Linked DNA regions of Homo sapiens: region 2 is linked to region 1. Evidence: chromatin contacts called from ENCODE Hi-C data. All regions are on one chromosome and are shown on one strand. The core of a region is the stretch at or near the end of the contact, and the rest is flanking DNA. Distances in the headings are between cores, read along the strand shown. Region 1 overlaps FRYL (FRY like transcription coactivator). Region 2 overlaps FRYL (FRY like transcription coactivator).

The links. Hi-C counts contacts between places; a loop is a spot of excess contacts on that map. Pooled maps may share reads with other maps.
Region 2: a loop to region 1 is called in a map of adrenal gland, with 4 times the contacts of the local background. The contact joins two enhancer-like sites. A Hi-C loop is called at or near these places in 8 of 168 maps with a recorded cell type or tissue (adrenal gland, dorsolateral prefrontal cortex, heart right ventricle and 3 more) and 6 of 50 pooled maps.

The regions. Positions count from the first base shown.
Region 1 is chr4:48,666,324-48,669,874 of GRCh38, forward strand. The region is part of intron 3 of FRYL (FRY like transcription coactivator); the gene reads right to left. Among named protein-coding and RNA genes, the nearest start is that of FRYL, 110 kb to the right of the region's middle. Within about 2 kb of position 2,173, at least 3 of the 41 ENCODE cell types and tissues checked have a DNase peak (open chromatin) inside an H3K27ac peak, as active enhancers do.
Region 2 is chr4:48,577,129-48,580,418 of GRCh38, forward strand. FRYL (FRY like transcription coactivator) reads right to left here. Exons shown (of 64, transcript NM_015030.2): 23 at 1,845-2,113. Among named protein-coding and RNA genes, the nearest start is that of ZAR1, 89 kb to the left of the region's middle. Within about 2 kb of position 1,448, at least 2 of the 41 ENCODE cell types and tissues checked have a DNase peak (open chromatin) inside an H3K27ac peak, as active enhancers do.

The DNA of each region.
Region 1 (3,551 bases), core at 923-3,422:
GCCACTGCACTCCAGCCTGGGTGACACAGTGAGACTCAGTCTCAAAAAATAAATAAAAAGTAAATAAATAAATAAATAAATAAATAAATAAGAATTAGAGAACCAATAGGGTTAAAAGGAAAAGATGAAAAGATCATCCAGTAAAATTCAATGGGCAAGTCCAAAACATAGATAAATGTTTATGCATGGTTAACCTTAATCAAAATGCACTGTATTCAAAGCAATTTAGAAAAAGCTAACTTCATAATCTTAATATTCCTTAAACCCCCACTCTAAACCTAGAAAACCAGAATCTATTGTTTAATAAGATCCCCTACGTGATTCTTAAGCACGTCCAACTTTAAGGGCTACTTAACAGGAAATTTTGGAAGCCTAAGAAATAATAAAGAGAAATTTTCTGTATTGATTACAATGAACGTTTCATAGTTTTTTTTTAAAGTTTCTTCATCAAGTTGACTAGAAATGTGCATCAGCTTATACTTCCTCTTGAGGACAGTGTAAGAGATCATCAAACGGCCCATTTAATCTTAACTCACTCTTTAGAAACACAAAAACCCATCAAAAGTCTAAGTAAAAGAACTAAGTATAAGAAGAATTTAGGTAAGATTACTATGATTTACTTTGTAATAACTAAAATTATTTTGGATTGTTTAACAGTTTAAATAAGTCAGTGATGGCATGTTTGCTTTGCTAGATAGACTAATCCTCATCCTGATTGCCATCTTTCTGCAAAGAATCATCTGAGATGGTCTAGGTTACCTTTACAGCTAATTTTTTTTAAAACAAAACAAAATGACTCAGATTAATAAATTTTATTATTAAAATAAAACAAAGTATGTATTCTACCCCCATATGTAGCAGGATGGGGTGGGAGAGATGAGTGGAAGGCATGTAGGTATACCCTAGTGGACAATCCATTCCACTGAGGACAGGTCATTGAAGACAGGTCCATACAACAAAATAACTAATAAAAGCAACCACTTCAGAACTGCAAATCAGGATACTGGGCACATACAGGAAATGTGTTAAGCCAACAATTGTTATCTCTAAAAAATAAAACATCCGGCCTTCCAAAAACAGTCACACAGAATCACAGAACCCCACCCCCTCGCTTTTTTTTTTTTGAACTGGAGAGATTTTAGCAATCATTTATCATAATCTCTTAAATTCCATGAGACAACTGAAGACCAAGGAAGATAAGCAATATAGTAGGATCTCAAATCAAATTAATAAATATTTACTGAACACCTGCTACAGATAAAACACTATTCCAAGGGTTACAGAAAATAGAACTAAGTATAATATTGGACCCTTTCTTCAAAGCTTCCATTCTTTTTTTTTGGAGACAGGATCTTGCTCTGTCTCCCAGACTGGAGTGCAGTGGTGCGATCTCAGTTCACTGTAACCTCCGCCTCCCAGGTTCAAGCAATTCTCTTGCCTCAGCCTCCCCAGTACCTGGGATTACAGGTGCACACCACTACAGCTGGCTAATTTTTATATTTTTAGTAGAGACAGGATTTCACCATGTTGGCCATGCTGGTCTCAAACTCCTGGCCTCAGGTGATCCACCCACCCTGGCTTCCCAAAGTGCTGTGATTACAGGCGAGAGCCACAGCGTCCGGCCAAAGCCTCCATTCTCTATTTCCCAGGTAAGTTACTTGTATGTAGCTCTCTGATGTTACCAATATTCTTTTCTGTGGTCTAGCTTAGGGGTTGGAAAACTGACCCCCAAGGCCAAATCTGGCCCAACAGCTGTTTTTTTAAATAAAGTTGTAGTAAAATGCAGCCACACACATTCACTCGCATATCATCTAGAACCACTTTGGCTCTACAAAGCCAGAGCTAAGTACCTGCGACAAAGACCTGTGGCCTGCAAAGCCTAAAATATTTACTATCTGGCCCTTTACAGAAAAGGTTTACTAACTGCTGTTCTAGATTGATCATCGTTTGCTTAATTTGAGGTGGTTTTTTTGTTTTTCTCTTTCCATTTTGAAACTAAGGCTGGAGATCGCATCACTGCACTCCAGCCTAGGTGACAGAGCAACACTCCATCTCAAAAAATTAAAAAAAAAAAAAAAAAGAAAGAAAGAAACTAAGACTGGTTTTGCCTAGGGAACCATTGCCTACTGAGCAATGTGCTAGATGGTTTTGAAGGACAAGTCAGTGAGCTAAATATGGCAACTGACAGCACTTCTTGTTAACAAGTAAAAACTTGCTCTGGTACATGAAAGCTAGAGGACTCTTAACATTTATTTAACAAAGGTTTACTAACTGCTTAAGAAGTGCTTGCCACTGGGCTAAGCTCTGGGGTACCCACAAAAGTCAGACCAACTCAGTCCTCAACCCACTATCTGGTAAAAAGAAACAATACTTTCATGTTAAATAGAATAATAACTGAGGCTAGGCGGTGAGGAAAACTTATTAACCCCAACGATAGTCATACAAGAGATTTCCACTCCCCTTGTAGATTCCAGTTTCAGGAAGTCACCAGAATTGGAGGCTTATTAACTATAGCTGCCTCAACCCAAAGGCCACAACTTGTATCTGGGTGGGGTTAACCCTTGGACTGAATATTGCTTCCTGAATTCCCTTTATAGCATTTGATTTTTGTTTAACCTTTACAGAATATTCCTTTAGTTACATTTTAAACTTCAACTTAGCTTTATTCTTCTTAACCTATTCTACTCTTCTTTTTAAAACCGTATCTTTATTTTTTCAATATTTTGAGATAGACATTTTATTGTCTTATTCATCTTTTTACACCTTTATTATTTTAGTATGTTTTACTTGCTATTTATTTAGCGATACATTTACTTATCAATACATTTTTCTTATCTCCTTTGTTTCAATTATTTTACCTTAGATTCAATACTGCTTTCCTTTTGCTTCTTAAGTGAGGAATAAGCAGCTGTGATCATCAAAACAGTCATCCACCAGGAAGGTGCAGCAACTGAACAATTAGAGCAGGTGCAGCCTCAGAGTGGAGCTGAGTTCTGGGAGCCCTACGGTGTGCCTCACCCTTTAGTTTATGAAACATATGGTGGTCCTGGGATGAGGGCAGGGGTATTTGAGCATCACGAGCAATTGGGGGAGGAGATTTAGTAGTGGCTAAATATCAACTGATATGACAAATGGTAATATTTTAACAACCAGTGTCACCATACCAGTACATACTGGATATACACCAGTCTTGTGACTAGTATAATTTGCATTATAATTTATAATAATATTATAAGGGTATATATATATAAAGGATATATATGTAAAATTATATTAAAGGGATATATATAATTTTTATTACATAAAAATTTTATTAAATAAAAATTATATATCTCATTAATTATGTATATCCTCTTTATATATCCCTTATATTATTATTAAACATATATTTAATACATAAACATTTTTAAAAGATGGAGGAGACAGATGTATGTTTACTTCAATTAAGTTTCCTGCAAATTCTAAAAGCCAAGGAAATAAAGATCCTGACCCTAAATTTAACCATACTTAACTGTCCCAATTTTTAATAATATACATCCGTGTAACTTTGG
Region 2 (3,290 bases), core at 198-2,697, 90 kb before region 1:
TTGAATATATGGTTAATTATTTTCTTAGGTAATTCTTGAAAATGAAATCACAGAGTCAAAGAAGATACATATTTTCAAGGCTTCTGCCAAATTTCTGTCTTGAAAGATTACATCAATAAAATATTTTGAAACAATTCCATAAATCTTTCCAAATACCGAAATTATGTTAGAATTAAGAACTGAGAGCAAAACGAAAGAGGAAAAATACAAATATATAATCCTTGCCTTCAACTAGTTTTGTAATATGTTAAGGTAAGTAATGCAAACACATCACTTTGTTAATTCAGCAAGAGCATCATAGAACAATGTCCTAGTATGTTAGAAAACGATCTAAGCACTGGTAACGTATCAGTCAAAAAAACTGTCAAAAAAATCACTGCCCTCATGCAGGCCATGGGAGACATACAATAAAGAAATAAATAAAACAATGTCAGATGGTGCTAAGTTTGATGAAGAAAAATAGAGCAGAAAAGGGAGATAAAGAATGCTGGTAGGATATGGGGTTATAATTTAAAATATGGTAATTAGGGAAGGCTACTTAAGGTCATAAATGGTATGCAAGGTGGCAAATGTCAATCTTTATTTAAAAAGTAACATCCAGACCAGGTGTGGTGGCTCATAGCTATAATCCCAGCACTTTGGGAGGCTGAAGTGGGAGGACTGCTTGAGCCCAGAAGTTCGACATTGCAATGAGCTATGATTACACCTCTGCATTCCAGCCTAAGTGACAGAGTGAGACCCTGCCTCTTTAAAAAAAAAACAAAAAACAAAACACAAAACAAAAAAGAAATCCAATACACAATACCTGAGAACATATATATACAATTAGCATGTATATGTAGAAATATATATACATATATATATATTCAAATCCAAAAGTAAGAAGGACTACTCTGGGTAGGAAGTTTAAGAGATTTTAAAAAATAAGATTGAATTTGAACTATATTAGATACGGATATGCAAAAATTAAAAAAAAAAAGGTATCCTACGCTCATGTGAACAAAAGCTCACAAAATGGAAACTATCAACCACACTTAATGAACTCTGAGGGGATAATTTGGTTCCAACTTTGAAAGTATTGATAGAAAGTAAGAAAAAAGGTACAGAGTGAAGTCAGGTTTGAAGAGCCTTTAATGTAGGCCTCCAGTGATAGGTCAATCCAGATGCTGGGTTTACATGGGCAAGTTATATGCTGAGAGGACTCATTCCATTCAATGTGATCAGTGGTGTACTCTGTAAGGAGAAATCAGGAACCCAAACCCAGATTCAAAAATTCTCCTCTGTATTTAAGAGCAAAAAAACAAAACAAAACAAAAACTAACTGAAATTTATAATGACCTTGGTCAACTCTCCATTTCATCATCAGTTATTCCAAATCTTTACCAACATCCTCAAATCTCCTACTCAGTGTGTTATTACCACTCCCCACCAGAAGGTGGCCTTCCTTACACTGTCATCGGGAAAAGTAAGGCCACTGAGCTGAGTTTCGCTCTGCTTCTCACCCTTTATCTACAAACTTCTGTGTCTACATCCATACTCATCCTTAGATTCTTTCCCAATTTTTTCCCTTAACACAGATTCGATGGACACAACTATGTACCAAGTACAGTGTTATTAAGTAAATTAATAATTAAAATTTGGTGAGACTGTATTACATGAAAAGGATGAAGAAGTTATGAGACTATGTCCTTGACAACATTCTTCTCCCTCCTTAAGACATCAATGCAGTATCACATATTATTTATGGGCCTTCCAATCTGTAATACTTTTGAATTTTTCAAATAAATACATATGAAAGCTGACAGTCTATACATTTTTAAATTTACACTAGGAAAATAACTTACTTTATATCGACCTGAGGGGACAACAACTGAAGTCTTGTGTATGCAAACATCCAAGCATAGCTCACAGCTGTAGAGCAGTGTTTAGGAAGATTTTCTTGCTTTAAAAAACTGGAGAGACTTATAATCCATGGGTCTTGGCCTTGGGTCACATGTGCAAATATCCATATATGTGATGGACTAATCACATCAAACTGGTGGCTAATAGGAGAAGAGTTCCATTCTGCTAAAGTTTGTAAATCTATCGAGCTAGGGCAATAGAGCAAAGTAGTCTATATGGAGAGGAAAAAATTGATTATTACACATTTCAATAACTTTGAAATTTTACCATATAAATTGCTTTAAACTGAAAGTGGTGTATTAGTAGTTTCTAAAACAAGATAATATAAAGTCCATGGTAGGTTGAAGGGAGTAGAGAATTCCTGAAACTGCATGTAAAGTTTCTGTATGTGCATACATGTCTTTTTTTTGGAGAGGGATTCCACTGTTTTCATTATTCTCAAGAGGACTATAAACCAAAGAAGTTCAGGACCACTATTTAAGTAATTCTTAAATAAATATCCAAATTTCATCGTATACCAAAAGCTGCCAGAGAACTAAAGAGTGAACCATTAACTTTCATGTTGACCTGTATCTATGTATGTGTGGAACAGACTCAAAAATGAGCTCTTCTCCAGAGGTATATATTCTTAAATACTTGTTCAATATTTGAACTCTTATACTGAAGAGATAAACATTTATGTTCAAAGAAAAGTATATTAAGCACTGCTTTAGGCACAAGAAACAAGTCATCCATTACTCTCTTTTTGGAATAATTCATAATTTATGGTTAATATCTAAAACAAAATGTTTTGAATTGTATAGATCCTTTCATAAAATAACTAGAAGAGAGGCTTTTAAAGGTTCTTACCACAAATAAATGATAAACACATGAGATGATGGATACACTAACTACCCTGATTGGGTCATTATACAATATAGACATGTATGGAAACATCAAATTGCACCGCATAAATATGTACAATTGTATCTATTTAAAAATAAATAAAAATTAAAAATTAGTTTTTTAAAAAGTTTAGCATCATGGTAGCATCATGGCGGGGGGGAATTGTACAGATTTCTAATAATCTCTTAGGCTTATAAAACCTTATTACCTCCCTTGGCTACATATAACTCATGAATTATAAGAATCAGGTGTTATGCCGCAAGCTCTTAATGTTATGCATTAACCTCTTGACCATGTATTCTAAAATAGGAGGAAATATTTTTAAATAGTAAGGTTTTATAGCTATTCTTACATCAACTTTGGAATCTTAATATATGACCTTTTACCCAACCAAGACCAAGCAAGAAAGTTTGCATAAACTTTGTTAGTAATATGTTTGTGGACAAAGTGTTTCTCTCCATTTTAATGAGTCAAATTACATATGACATTGGTATAAAACACTA